Regions from separate parts of the Mus musculus genome. Here regions 2 and 3 are each linked to region 1. A link is a loop called in an ENCODE intact Hi-C map of the cell type or tissue named here. Cell type or tissue: heart. All regions are shown on one strand. Region 1 has its middle 8.1 kb from the start of Paqr9. Region 2 has its middle 18 kb from the start of Gm32542. Region 3 overlaps Pcolce2 (procollagen C-endopeptidase enhancer 2).

Region 1 (5,000 bases):
TGGTGATATGTTCCTACACGTGGCTGGGCTGCAGGATTGGTCCACAGGAAGGAGAGTCCCCTACACTGAGAGGCTGAACTTGCAGACAGGGAGAGAAGGAAAAATACATTCGCACATACATTTTGCATTCAAGGCTAAACACTACCATAACTCTATGACAGAAAACATGCAGAACACACAGGAGAAGAACCCTGACTTGGGAACAATGCTCCTGAAAGGGCCAGGCAAGAAGGCATAAACTACTCTTTGCCCAGGAGCTATTGTCAGCTACAGCCTCTCTATGTCATCACACCAAAACACACAAATACAAGCTCTTACAAATACAAAGCTATCAGCTGCGAAGTGGTAGCACATGCCTTTAATCCCAGTGCTTGAGTGGCAGAGGCAGGCAAATGTCTAAGTTCGAGGCCAGCCTGGTCTACAGAGCAAGTTCCAGGACAGCCAAGGCTACACAGAGAAACCCTGTCTCAAAACAAAACAAGCAAACCAACCAAAAACAAACAAGAAAACCAAAACAAACAAAACCCCCACAAGACTAAGAAGTTTTTTGCTGATACATCAGGGGAAAGAAAATCCAACCTCAGTGAAGTGGGACACTGTCTTACTGTTTGGAGTCCGTCTGTTATTGGTACCAAGCTCAGGTCTTCCTCCACCTCTCACAGACCCACATTTCTCAGAGATCATTTTCTTCCTGAGCTCTGGACTCCAGCCCTGGAGTCACCTTTAGCGTTGGCGGTCCCCAGGATGCTGCCAAGTCACCTGATCCCTAAAGAAAATACTACATCCATCAGCATCAGAGAACACACTCAATAAACCTGCTTGCAACTGAGGCCTGGCTGCTCCCCCTTTGTCCCAAATAAGGCTTTGCTGCTGGGCTGTGTTCGCCCCGGTAACAGGTTACCCCAACTGCCAATGTGAGGCATAGGCATGGCTTCCACATCAGCTGAAGTTTCTGTGTCTGCATACTTGGCTGTGCTTTACCAGGACCTAACTTCAGTGCACGGTAGCCTTAGAGTCTCACTCCACGTGTGAAACTCCCAGTGTCTAAACCAGCTTCCCTCGGGAGGTTCTGCTAGTGCTAGGTTTTTACATACTACACGGTATCTACACTGACATGTCTTGTATTTTCTGGAGAGGTGAGAACACAGCGAGGCTCTGCTGAGCGGCAGGGGTGCAAAATGATGCTAATAATAGACGGGATTTCAAGAATTCCCTTTAATACAAACTACTTTGTTCTGATTGACCTTTAAAATTCAAATGAAAGCCCTGCGACTCATCCTACCAAGATAACCTAGTGTTCCGTGTCGTTTCTTTCCAGATAAATCACCAATGTCACACATCACCACCCCCTATTCTTCTGGAAGAGCTGGAAGATGTAGCGTGAATCTTTTTTCTTTCTTTCTTTCTTCCTTCTTTCTTCCTTTCTTTCTTTTTCTTTCTTTCTTTTAAGGTCCCCTTTTAAGTGATTAGTGGTGAAGAGCAGAAACCACTGTTCAAGTCTTTGAGGTTCACAGCCAACAGCTTTTGAGTTTTCTATTTTTGGCTAAACAGGTCTGGGTTGTGGAGACTTCCAGTTCACTGTCAATACAAATACTCCAAGCTGAGCCTAGTCTCTGAGTTTAGGAAGGATTTAGAGGAGCCCTACGTAATTGTATTTAATTTATTATTAATTTATTTGTGTGTGTGCATGAGTGTGTGTGTGTGTGTGTGTGTGTGTGTGTGTGTGTGTGTGTGTGCGCGTGTGTACACTTGAGCACTGGTAATCAAACTCAGGTTGTTAAGCTTAATGACAAACACCTTGACCTCCTGAGCCACCTCACTGGCCCATGGGAGAGCGTTAATCATCCATTTGGGTGATACTAGGCAGTGACATGAAAGAAAAGTGTGCTAGGCAGGAGAGGCAGGAGGCGGTAGAGAGTGAACCAAGTACGACCCACCCCCACGCCCCCCACCAAGGACAGCTCACAGCCTCCCAGTGAACTAAGAAAAAGATAACCCCTCTCCAGGGAAGATAGCGCATGCCTGGCTCAGGGCCTGGTGGCAGAGCATGGCTGACTCTGCAGATAAGCCCTCTCCTCTTAAAATGGGCCACAGGTCAGGGACAGCCCAAGCACAGCCACAGACAGCCTTTCTTAGTGAGACTCCTCTAGAGGAACCATAGGAAAGCTGAGACAGTCAGGAAGATGAGGAGGAGGAGGAAGGCTGGAAATTACTCATCCAAATCTTTCAAAACTATTTTTTTCTCTCTCTCTTAGACCAAGCACTACCAATCACACAGGACAGAATTCCAAGGCTGCCCCTCCACTGGGTTCCCTCTCCATTAACCATTAGCAGGACACCATCCACAAGCAGGTAGCACCAGGATTTTAAAATTATATAAGCTTTAACGACAATAACACTCAGTATAGAAACTGGTGGCTGGCCGTTTTCCACATCCGATTCACACAGAGAAATGTTCGCCTCCTTGACTTAGCCCTTCACTGTTATCTGTATTTTAACATTAATCTTCCCTCAGCAAGACATTCTACACAGCAGAGTCAACATGGTAAGCATAAAAACAGCATACATTAGTATATTTAATATTTTTAATTATAAAAAACAAGTAAATTAGATATTTCCCACTCTTTTTCATGAGAATTATTTTTTATGAGACTTGATTTATGCTTTATTTCTGACTTGTTTCAAATACCATACAATGGGGAGAGAGACCAGGAATTGAGCACTTTTTCTTGCAGACAACATGGGTTTGATTCCCATCACCTACATGACAGCCCCAACCATCCATAACTCTAGTTTCAGGGAACCTGATGGCCTCTCTGCCTGCTCAGGAGCCAGACACACACGTGGTACACAGAAATACATGTAAGCGAAATGCCCATAAACATTAAAAAAGAAAAGAAAAAACCTTTAAAAAAAAAGCCTTAACAAATATGTAGTTTTGACATCCCCACATCAAACTATTGGGTAGTGGAAAATGAAAAGTGATTTGAGAACATAATGCAGTGTGCAGTTCACATCGAGCAGCCCCGGGGACTTTTGTCTCCCCTAAGTGGCCGTAAAGAGTGTCTTGCTGGAAATGCTCAAAGTTTGCACTGCATTCTCGAGTATCAGACAGAATGGGAGCCCACAGAGCCTTTCAGTTCCCGTTCCACCCTCCCAAGCATCCTCCAGAAACAAGGTTAGCGTAATCAGGAAGTCTGAAAAATGCACAGATGGCCCTTCCTGCTATGTTAAGTGGGAAAGAAAGGAAGGCCCACTCGCCAGCTCCAGGCCCACTCGCCAGCTCCGGCTCTGTTTGTTAATCACGAGCCAGTGAGCCCAGTGATGCCCCTGCAGCGCAGGTGGGCAGGCACTAGGAGGAAGGGGCCAATTCTCCAGGACCCGTAGTTCTCTCAGGGATGAGCCGGTGTGGACAATTCAGGACTCAGAAGTTTACCTGGTTTAACCCTTGCCCCAGCCTTAACCCCCACGAGGTCATGGTCAGAGAAGGCTGCAGGCTTTTTTTTTTTTTTTTTTTAATGATTTATTTATTTTGGACTTGGTGATTGTTCACCACAGCAAATATGTGGAGGTCAGAGGACACCTGCAGGAGTCTGTCCTCTCCTGGCATGTGGGCTTCAGGGACTGAACTCACACCCCTAGGCCTATCAGCAAGTGCCTATGCCTGTTGAGCCTCTTTAGCACAACATTTAGAAAAGCAGACAAAGCTCAATGGTATTTAGGGTGGTATCGGAACTGTCCTGACTTTAAAACAGCTGACCTAGGTAAATCATTTTAAGATGGTTGTGTTAAAACATGGTGGCACCTTTTCCCTGCTCCTGAAAACAAGGTGGACTCTGCTTGCACTGCCTGTGCCACTCTCTCTCTCTCTCTCTCTCTCTCTCTCTCTCTCTCTCTCTCTCTCTCTCTCTCCCTCCACCCTCCCTTCTTGCTACTGGCTTGGAGCACAATGATGCTTACTAGTGCCTGCGAGCTGTCTCCAGAGGCTCACTATGGGTCCAGCAAATAACGCCAGCCCAGCATCCAGACGTGCCTCTAGACAGTTATTAAGTGTACATAAGATTGAGGCAGCTAGACTTGAGACTTGGTGGAAGGAGAAAGAGAAGTAGGATGGAAGGAGGGGTGGGGAGAAGGCAGAAGGACAAGGCAGGGATCAAAAAAGCAACAAACTAGTTGGGTGTGGTGACATGACCAGGATGTGATGGAACACATCTGTGATCTCAGTACTTGGGAGGCAGAGGCAGGAAGATCAGGAATCCAAGGTTATCCTCAGCTACTTAGACGTCGGCCTGAGCTACATAAAACCCTGTCCAAAAGGAAAAAAAAAAAAAAAGACTAACAAAAGAAAATATTCTTGTTGCCAGCGGTACCTGCTTGTAACCCCAGCATTTGGGAGGTAGAGGCAGGAAGGAAAGCAAACATTCCAAACCAGCAACAAATAACAACAACAACAACAACAACAACACACACACACACACACACACACACACAAACACCCTCTAGCGTTCATTTGACCATAGGGGAGGGGGAGAGAGAGAGGGGGGGAGAAACAAGAACTTGTGGCTCCAAGGACAGAGACCAGTGAGTGATCGTGGGGAAAAGCAGGTCCCTAGAAAGAAAAAAGATGCTTGTCCCCTTTGTAAACTTGGCTTAAGTGTGCAGAGGAGGGAGCCTCCAGGGTGACCCCAATCACACGCCTATGGTTTGCACATGGGGCACAAGACAGATGTGACATCACTGGTGCACACTAAGCAATCAACACTTAAGAGTGTGATATGCTTCTCTTGGTTTAGTGAATGGTGCCTAGGTCATTTTGGCCGTAAACACTTTCTACAGACACTGAAACCACAACAACGAGCACTACTGCATTTTCAAACTCAGTAGAACCAGCAGTGAATGTGAATCTCGACGAGCTGATAGCTGAGGCGCCCTCCCTTCCACGTTCAGAGCGCAGTAGTATTTCAGCCAGATCCTTTCCTTCCTACGGCCATCAGCTGCCA
Region 2 (5,000 bases), 48 kb after region 1:
TACCATGGAAATGGAAAACTAATTCACCGCTCTACTTCCACCTTCTTAAGCTCTTCTGAGACCGTTTCCCTCCTGAGCCTGTGCCACTTGGGTGTGGGACCCCTGTACTCCTTCCCAGAGGCCAGACAATCTTCTTCAAAAGCACATTTGGTGGATCAAAGGTCCAAAGCCAAGTTTTCAGTCTATCCTTGGGTATATATCCAAGGATATATACCAGGATATACAAATCCTTGGCAGATATATCAGGCAAATATGTTTGTGTGTGTGTGTGTGTGTGTGTGTGTGTGTGTGTGTGTGTGTGTATGTACATACAGATACACACACATACATACATATATATACATATATATGTATATGTATATATACATACACACATACATATATATACATAATATGTATACACACACATATATATGTGTATGTGTATATATACATACACACATGTATACATATGTATATATACACACATATGTATGTGTATACATATGTATATACATATACATACATATACATACACACACACACACACACACACACACACACACACACATATTTGCCTGTTATATCTGCCAAGGACAGACCTGTACCTTCTGAAACAGAAACAGAGCATTCATCACACTTTAGAGAGATGGATTGGTGTTAATGCTTATATAAAACATCCACTACACTGCTAGCTGTGTAAAACTTTAGCAAAGACATTCAATATAATAATACAATACTTGGTATTGATATGCAAAGACCGTTTTATTTTTTCACTGACTTTTTAAACTTTAATCGATCAATGGATTGTTTATGCCACTGAGCATCAAACCCAGGGCCTTGCGCATGCTAAACACACACACTGCTGCTTAGCTATGTCTCTGAACGGTCATTGCTTTATATTTAGTCCTTTTGGTTCTAGAAACAGCTTTCGTCAAAGCAGTTGCTGCACAAGGCCAGCAACACTCTGTGTACATCTCGGAGTTTCCACGATTGTCCAGTGAAAGATCTACACAATTGAGGGGTGTGCAGGCACACTAAACTATTCACACAACAATGAAATCAGCTAGCTACAGTTCTCCTGGCGCCCCATCATTAGGTTGATCTTTAAGGAAGATCACAGTTCAACCTTTGAAACCCCATGTGACTATATTTAAAACAGTTTTCCTCTAGGGCATTCAAAGCTTTTTACAATATTGTATTCACTTAAAGCATAATATTTACCCAACTGTTTTCAAATGAGCAGCAGAGAAAGAACAGAAGAGAAACGTTAGGGTCAGGCTGTCCCGGGTTTGTTTTCTATCTAGTTTTCAGCTCATATTTCCCTCGTTCCCCGAGTTAATGACTTAATTACTTTCTGTGGCTGTAAGACAATGTCTGAGCATTGTGACAATTTTGCTGCAGTAAACTTTTTTTTTTCTCCTGAGTCTGGGTTTTCCAGACTGGCTGTGTTAGGCAAGCAGGAACTCCAGGCAGCGAGAGTGAAGGAAGTCTCCAAGGTGAGCAGTGAAGGAATTGATGAGGTGAAGGGAGGGGAAGAAAGCGCGGTTTATCACTGAGTTGAGCTCTCTAGCGCTGTACTAGAAAGTGGGGTGGGTTGTTTGTCGGGTAGGAATTTCGAGACAAACTACACGGAACCATTTTTCTAAAGAGTCCCTTTGGGGAGGGGAAGAATTCATTCCTAGACTCTCTCCTACCCCCTGCCTCACTGTGAATAAAGTTTATCTTAGTAGACAGTAACGTATGAACGTCCAAACAGCGTAGCAGAAGCAGCTATGCCATTTGTCCGTGATGAGCGGTAGCTAGTAGTGAGCAGACACAGAGCAGTGCACTTGCTGCCTGAAGCCTTCCGAGCTTTATCAAGGGGGCGTCCCAGCGCGGGTCCCACTGCCTCTTGTACCTTATGACAGCGTGCAGTGGAAGGCGTGAGGCAGTGTAACCAGGAGCAGCTGGCTCTGGCCAGGCTGCCTGAACAGAGAGGCAACTGCTGCGGCATGGCTGCTGTAGCTGTGGATCCTGAGAGCTTTCGTGGCAATGAGCGAAATGTCCTGCCAAGGTGATCAACGGTGATCTTCCTTAAGGCTCAGCTTAGCATTGAGTAAGACTGATGAACTCGGACTGATAGGATAGGCTCGCCTGCATCTGATGCACACACAGGAGATTTCTCTTGAGTTTATTGGGGATGCTGATTTTAACTTCACTGGCTTCATCAGCTCACAGTCTTAAATAACAGTTTCAGACAGTTGCTGCTTACCGATTCTAATTTTCTATCCTTCCTTGAGAACAACACCAAAAGCTAGCCAGATAGCAGCAGGTAAAGGCACCAGCTGATGAACCAGAATGACTCCCAGAATCCCCTGCAAGTTGTCCACTGAGCTCCACACATACATATACAGTGGCAAGTACGAACCCTCATATACACAAATAATAAATAAATAAAGTGTATTGTTTAAAAAGTACTACAGAAGCCCATCTGTTGATCCATAAATTCATCCCCAGGGTGGTGGAATAACCAAATATTCCCACTGCAAATCTCCTTCTTAAGCTGCAAATAAGTATCTGTTGCCAAATTCACAAGAAAGCCCAAAGTAGGAATTTAATAAATATGAGTCATTTGGAATTGAAGAGAAAAGCTAATATTTAAATCCTTATTCATTCTAAACCCAGAACATTCCGGTGTTCACCGGAGAGAGCACTGGTGTTGTTTGGTGCTCATTTAATTCTTTTTGCCACCATCTCTCCCCTCCCCTCCCCCTGTGTGCACACAGCCCTTCTCATCCACACCGACACCACAGACTCACACAGCCCAACACCTACTTTGCATTCAGCAAACACATAAGCAGCGTGTGATGTCATTTCATAATCTATGGAAAGTAACATTGGGCTACTCCTTATTAAGATCTAGCGTGTCCACCAGAGCTTGGTGAAGTTCAATGGAAGCCTATTACTACCTACCCAACATCCACATGACTTCAAAAGATTTTTTTTTTTTTAAGTTCTTACTTTATGTGTACGGGTGCACACACACCATGCACACGCAGTGCCTACAGAGGCCAGAAGAGGGCATCCAATCCCCTGGAACTGGAGATACAGAGGCTTATGAGCCATCTATGGGTACTGGAAATTGAACCCAGGTCCTCTGGAAGAGCATTAACTAAAGTGCTTAAACACTAAGCCATCTCTCCAATCCCTCCAATACTAATTTCCTCATCTCTTATGGCATTGGTATGCATAGGGCAGTGATGGGTGTGGCCCCAGGGAATAAAGAAACACGTGGACTACAGAGATTTTAAACACACTAATACAGAAGACTAAAGGTTGCTCTGTTTTTAATATGATGACACACTAGCAATTGTACATCAAGCTCGACACCCTCCCCGCTCCAAGCATCTTCCTCGACTTAGCCTTTAAGCAACGTCTGCACTTGCCAGGATTTTGTAATAAAGACAATTAGCATATGACCCAGCCTGTCCTTTAGTCAGCCCTGTAGCCCCAGCCAAATCAACTCAGAGATGCCCTGACAGAAATGGATGAATCCAGAGGCATTTGTTTGAAAGCTAAGCCCCTAATGGCTCAGGATCACAGATGCTGGAGCTCTGGGGGCACCTTCATCATCAACCTGTGTGCCTGACAGCCTCTGTTTCTGCATTCACTAAGTCATGCCAGAACTGTGGCCGTCATAGCATGCAGGGTACTTCAGTCTTTCTTATCAACTTAATTCTCTCACAAAAGCTCTCATGGAGCCTATGCTCGGGACTACATTTTAAAACAGCAAAAAAAAAATTTGCAAGTTGTGTTTTTTGTTGTTGTTTTGTTTGGGGCTGGGAGGGGGAGCTTGTTAATTCAAGTTCACATATGATAGACTTGATAAATTTCTATTGACTCTTTTTACTAGTAAGTATTATTAGGCTGTGATGTTTATAGTAATTTCTATAGTCATTAATATGAAGGCATGTATATTTTTCTCATTCTTTTAAACAATAGTAATACAATTAAGGAAACTAATCAATTACATTTCCCTCTACTGATAAGCTAATAATTTATTTTATTGCTTATTTTTTTAAACTGACCTACAAACTTTGGACAATTATTCTTCCTTAGTGTATCCATGAATATTGATAGTGGACTATGGAGGCAGATGTTTAAGAAGGACCTGCTCTGTACAAATACCCAAGGTGCACCCTGAGTCCCAGCTCCCTGACTACACTGCAGGTCTGTGAGCTCCGCTGTCCTCTTCTGCTTGTTGTGAATTGTCTGGTGGAGGGATGACTAACCCTTGCTTCATCTAAATCCTGTTCTGTGCTCAGAGAAGCATCCTTAGCTACAGTGTCAACTCTGAGAGGATTACAATTGAGTTGCAGTCAGAGACGGCTTCAGAACCAGTATGGGCGGTTGATGTGGTTTTAGTGAAGGAGTGTTGTGCCATTCATTCTACCAGGAAACATGGGCAATACCTCGGTGTGGGGTTTATTTGTTTTGTAGTACTGGATCATGAACACCCGGACCCAATACCTGCTGGGTCTACAACCACCCACACCCTCAGCCCATTTCTGTATGTTCTGTGTGAGTGTTCACAGCACAAAGCAGATGTCCGATCAGGAGCACACATCACATATTACTTCTCTTGCGTCCTCCCCTTCCTGACTCCCCCGACTCCCCGTTCTCCTCAGAGTCAGAGACTTAATAGCTGCAGATTGACAAGCCAGTTGATTTACAAGATCGACTCAAAGCAATATTTGGAAGGACTAAGAATGATCACAAAGTATTCGACAAAGTAGCATTTTTATTCTTTTAATAACTATATTAGGCTTTGGGGAAAAGTGCTGGCGAATTTCATGTCAACTTGACACAAACTGAACAGACGGGACCTTAATAGAGAAAATGCCTCCAGAAGATGGTGATGTAAGCAGGCAAGCCTATAGGGCATTTTCTTAGTGATTGATTCAGGAGTGGCCAGCCCACTGTGACTGCTGCTGACCCTGGCTGGTGGCTCTGAGCCCTATAGGAAAGCACTCTGAGCA
Region 3 (5,000 bases), 120 kb after region 1:
TATAACATTGTGTGATACCAAGAATGGGAAGGAGCCAATGACTTCTGTACTTCTGGAGAAGTATAAAATGACAACAGACTCTTTGGTGTCTGGAGAAGTTGTGTTGGAATGAATTGTTTAATGAAGTTATCTGGCCCAGCCATGCATTCTTGGATATTGTAAGAAAATGAAAAAATAACCACATCTGTTGGAGAAAGTATTTAATCTCAATCTGGGGTTTCTACCCTGTCTTTGGTCATTCAGTTCCCAGATAAAAGACACACAGCTTTTATATTGTAATAAGCCTTAATCTGCACCAGGGCTGGGCACGCATCTACCTTCTATGCTATTATGTCTATTTCCCTGCCAATAGCCCCACAATATGATTTGCCATGTTCTGTCTGGGCTGCTCTTAACTCCAATCACCCAGCCCTCCTGGCCATGATTTTATGATTCTTGTCTCACGGCATCTTCTCTCTCCACCACCTTCTCCCTCCCCTGTGGTTCTTCTCATACATCAAGCCCAGGAACCCCAAGCTCCACCTAGTTCAGTTCTGCCCAGCTATAAGCTGTAGGCACCTTTATTCACTAATCTGGGATAACTTGGGGGCGGGGTGGGGGGGCAAGGTCCCGTAGTGTCTCTTGGGTCTATGTGCACACCCTCTAAATTCCTAAAGGCCACCAGGCCTTGGGGGCCAGTATTAAGCATTACAATATAAGCCAAAGACTTAAAAAAAAAAAAACTTCAACACGCATCAACAAAGAAGACATACACAAAAACAATCATGGCAGCCTCGCTATCAATAACTTACACTGAAAGCAACCTACCTGGGCCAGTTAATTTTCTGTCAGCTTGACACAAGCTAAGGTCATCTGCAATGAGGGTATCTCAATGGAGAAAGTGCCTCCATCTCTAGGCAAGTCTGTGGAGAAGTTTTTAATTAAGGATTGACGTGGGAGGACCAAGCCCACTATGGACGGCACCACTCCTGGGCCAGTGGTCCTAGGCTGCATAAGAACAGGCTGAGTAAACCACAGGGAGAAAGCCAGTCAGCAGTATTCCACCATAACCTCTTCTTCAGTTCCAGCCTTAAGTTCCTGCCCTGACTTCCCTTCATGAGTGACTGTGTCAGAACATATAAGCAAAATAAAATCCTGAAGTACCCACCTCCACCCCCAAGTCCCAAATTGCTTTTGGTCATGATGTTTTTGCTTTTTTTTTTTTTTTTTTTTTCAAAGCAGACACACCATTTATTTTGGAAACAAATGCCCTCCAGAATTTACATTTTCTACATTCTGTATGCAAAAGTTGTGTTTCTTTGCCAGACCCTTAACCAGATACGAAATGTAAACACTCCAATTTTTCTCAGGATCCCAGAGTCAGCAGCTGCAAGAACAACTCTTTTTTGTTGTTGCTTTGGTGTTTTGTTTTGTTTTTGAGACAGGGTCTCACTATGTAACTCTGGCTGTCCAGGAATTCACTATGCAAACCAGGCTAGTCTCCAACTCACAAAGATCTGTCTGCCTCTACCTCCCAAATTCTGGGACTAAAAGTGTGTATGCCTGGCCAAAGGCAACTCTTGAATCCTGAAGGGCAGGAGTTTAATATCAACTGGCCCAGCGTTCCCTGATGCAGAGCCAACTTCTCTTCCAAGAACTGGCTGCTGAAGCTGCCTGGATCCCCTGGCAAAGGGAAACCCAGAGAATCCTTGCCAGGAGTGCCTGCCTCCTGGGACATTCTACACTACCCCCTCTCTCCCTCCACACACCCACAGCCCTAGTGGTCACCAGTCCCAGCAGCCACACTAAAGTACTCCTGCAGCTTGAGCAGGGCTCGGAACCGACGAGAAATGGTGTTCTCAGCCTTTGGTATCTCTGTATATATTTGTTCATATCCATCAGGCGGAAAGCAGGGATCCCAGCCAAAGTCCCGGCAGCCTCGTGGTATCATAATCTGTCCCGAGGTCTGGCCTCTGAACAGGAGCACTGGCTGGCTTGGGTCCCCAGTGCTGAGAGCATAGTGCAGAGTGCATAGGCTGATTCGTCTGCAAAGCTAGTCAGGAGCTAGTGGAGACCTTTAGGCTTCAGCTTCTGCAGGAACCATCTTAGGTAGGGTCCAGGGAGTCCCCCAAGTGCATTAAAGCCTGGACACGTATTCTCCACCAGTACAGAGCCCTGCACCTAGCAAGCTGCCTCCAGTCACTTCTGTATGGAAATTTCACCTGGCTCTCCCTGGTACTCAGGAAGGTCAATGTTCCTGTGCCACCAAAGGGCGTGGAAACTTATCTCCTAGAATCTGAATGAGCTCCTCCAGCTTCTTTGCACTTCTCCTCACAAACACGTATCTTCTTCCCCACCAAAGGTGTGGCCACTGCAAGCCTGATTACAGTCTAGAATGCCCAAAAACCCTTTGCCCGGTCATTTATTATAACAATACATTTCAATCTACAACACAACCCAAAAGGAGCATCAGTAGAAGAATGGGCACACAAATGGCTGTGTGTGCAGACAGTGGAACACTACCCAACAGTGTAAAATACAACCACCAAAGACAGCAGCGGAAGACAGGGGGTGCCCCCTACAGGACTCAAGTTATACGAAGCTCCAGGATAAAACTACGGTGACAAGTTTTCAGAAAAGTGATATGATGGGTGTTTTGTGAGAGATGGATTCCATATCACCTCAGGAGTGTGGCTCACATGGGTGCATTTATTTGTCAATCTTGTAAAGTTAAGATTGATGAGTGTACCTTCCCAGACCTGTGACATTAAAATAATAAAACAATGAAGCAGGTGGAGGGGATTGAGTAACCACAGGGAGAAAACAGAAAACCAATGACAGCGGCTGACAATGGATGATGGGTGCGGCTGACAATGGATGATGGGTGCGGCTGACAATGGATGATGGGTGTGGCTGACAATGGATGATGGGTGTGGCTGACAATGGATGATGGGTGTGGCTGACAATGGACGATGGGTGTGGCTGACAATGGACGATGGGTGCGGCTGACAATGGATGATGGGTGTGGCTGACAATGGACGATGGGTGCGGCTGACAATGGATGATGGGTGTGGCTGACAATGGACGATGGGTGCGGCTGACAATGGATGATGGGTGTGGCTGACAATGGACGATGGGTGCGGCTGACAATGGATGATGGGTGTGGCTGGCAATGGATGCTGGGTACACAGGGGCCTCTCTATTCTATTCACTATATGTATGCTTTAAGTTTTCACTCATAGTTTAGAAATTATTCCAAACTCAAATTTTATAGTATGTTTTCTTAAATCTACGTATTTAAGACTTCTCCATGTTGAAAAAAACATTTTGTTCCTTTAGTCTCAGCTCAGTTATTTGTGAGTTCGTTCTAAGTGAAATTAGATTTCTAACTTTATATCAAAATAGATTTCTAAAACTCTTTCCTCGTATACAAAGTGCATATCAGTACTTGCATCCAGTATCTAAATTAAAATGTGTTACATGTTAACGGTGTTGGCTTTTAGGTGGTGGGACTGGGGTAAATTTTCCTTCTATGTTTTCCTGTATTGCTGGAAGTTAATAAACAGGCTTTTGTGTGGGTATGAGTGTGAGTGCGCATGGTCATGTGTGTGCACATGTGTGTGGAAGGCAGATGTCATCCTTACCCCTGGATTTGAGATAGGCTCTCAGTCTGGCACCCGGAGCTTGCCTGCTGTGCTAGACTGGCTGGCTGGTGCACCCTAAGAATCTGTGTGTCTCCACTCCCCAGAGCTGAGATTACACACACACACACACACACACACACACACACACACACACACTACCATGCCTGGCACTTATTACCTGGGAAAGTTCTGGGAAACAAACTCAGGTCCTCATTGGCTAATGCCTCAGATTTATAAATATGCATTGTTTTGATGAATAGAGTAATCCCTAAAAATTATTACATATGTTACTAGACTATACATAATAGATAAATAGGTGATAGATAAATAGAAGTATTACTAGATATTAGTAATAAAAACTGTCTATAAGAGCTAATTTAGGCTGGGCATGGTGGCACACACCTTTAATCCCAGCACTAGGGAGGCAGAGGCAGGTGGATCTCTGAGTTCAAGGCCAGCCTGGTCTACAAAGTGAGTTCCAGGACAGCCTGGGCTATACAGAGAAACCCTGTCTTGAAGAAAAAAAAGAGCTAATTTAAATTTTGTCCTTGGGGAATTTAATAAATAACCAATGAGCCAATGCCTTGAGAATTCTAAGTGGATTCATTGCACAAGCTACAATTCTGAATGGGTAGGAATTTTTTTGTCCAAAAGGAGGAAAACAATGGTCAGGAAAAAAGCTGTGGCTCTTGGTCTGTTCCCTCCTTGTCTTGTGTGATGTGTCAGGCACTAAAAGTAGTCAGTGAGCTGGGTTTGGTGATAGCAATGTAATCACAGCGCTAGAGGTGGAGGCAGGAAGAGCAAAGCCAGACTCAACTGCACACTGCATTTGTGCCTAGCTTGTGCTACATAAGACCATCTCAGAAGCAAATTAGACATACAGAGCAGATTGTGTGGTCATTTTTTTCCAAAGAGAAAACAGGAGAGCCTCTACCATTGCCTGGATATTCTATGATGCCCCTAATGCTCTCATTCCTGATCTCCAGGCGATTGTGCTACTGTGATCTATGTTAGGATATAAACTTGTGTGGTTTTCATATTTAATAACTTCAGGAGACCGGTATTGTGGAGGACGCCTTGAAAAACCTTCCGGTACCTTTAAAACTCCCAACTGGCCAGACCGAGATTACCCCGTGGGAGTTACTTGTGTGTGGCACATCATAGCTCCGAAGAACCAGGTGAGGCCCCAAAAAATGTGATGAAAGTGAGTATGTGTGAATTTCCCTGAGTGTGAGCCTCTGCCTCTTATGTGAATTGCCCAAGGTATGAGCCTCCACCTCTGGTATAAATTGACCACAGTGTGAGCCTCTGCCTCTGCCTCTGCCTCTCTCTCTGCCTCTCTGCCTCTCTCTCTGCTTCTCTCTCTGCCTCTCTGCC

The links. Hi-C counts contacts between places; a loop is a spot of excess contacts. Peaks named below come from ENCODE experiments on the same cell type or tissue, not always from the same donor. Only the 100,000 strongest peaks of a DNase experiment are listed, where the experiment ranks them.
Region 2: it touches region 1 in a loop (2.4-fold over the local background); 4 of 42 quality-filtered maps call a loop at or near these places.
Region 3: a loop joins it to region 1, with 2.7 times the contacts of the local background. A loop is called at or near these places in 15 of 42 quality-filtered maps.

What each region holds. Positions count from the first base shown.
Region 1 is chr9:95,549,060-95,554,059 of GRCm38, forward strand. No RefSeq gene overlaps it. Among named protein-coding and RNA genes, the nearest start is that of Paqr9, 8.1 kb to the right of the region's middle. In heart, a CTCF peak has its summit at 1,885; a DNase peak (open chromatin) is centred at 2,032; H3K4me3 peaks cover 356 bases; H3K27ac peaks cover 1,922 bases.
Region 2 is chr9:95,596,588-95,601,587 of GRCm38, forward strand. No RefSeq gene overlaps it. Among named protein-coding and RNA genes, the nearest start is that of Gm32542, 18 kb to the left of the region's middle. In heart, a CTCF peak has its summit at 3,035 (motif pointing right); no DNase peak of the experiment used is centred here; H3K4me3 peaks cover 695 bases.
Region 3 is chr9:95,673,669-95,678,668 of GRCm38, forward strand. Pcolce2 (procollagen C-endopeptidase enhancer 2) reads left to right here. Exons shown (of 9, transcript NM_029620.2): 4 at 4,677-4,801. It also overlaps the pseudogene Itpa-ps2. Among named protein-coding and RNA genes, the nearest start is that of Gm39407, 31 kb to the right of the region's middle. In heart, CTCF peaks have their summits at 1,762 and 2,562 (motif pointing left); a DNase peak (open chromatin) is centred at 1,803.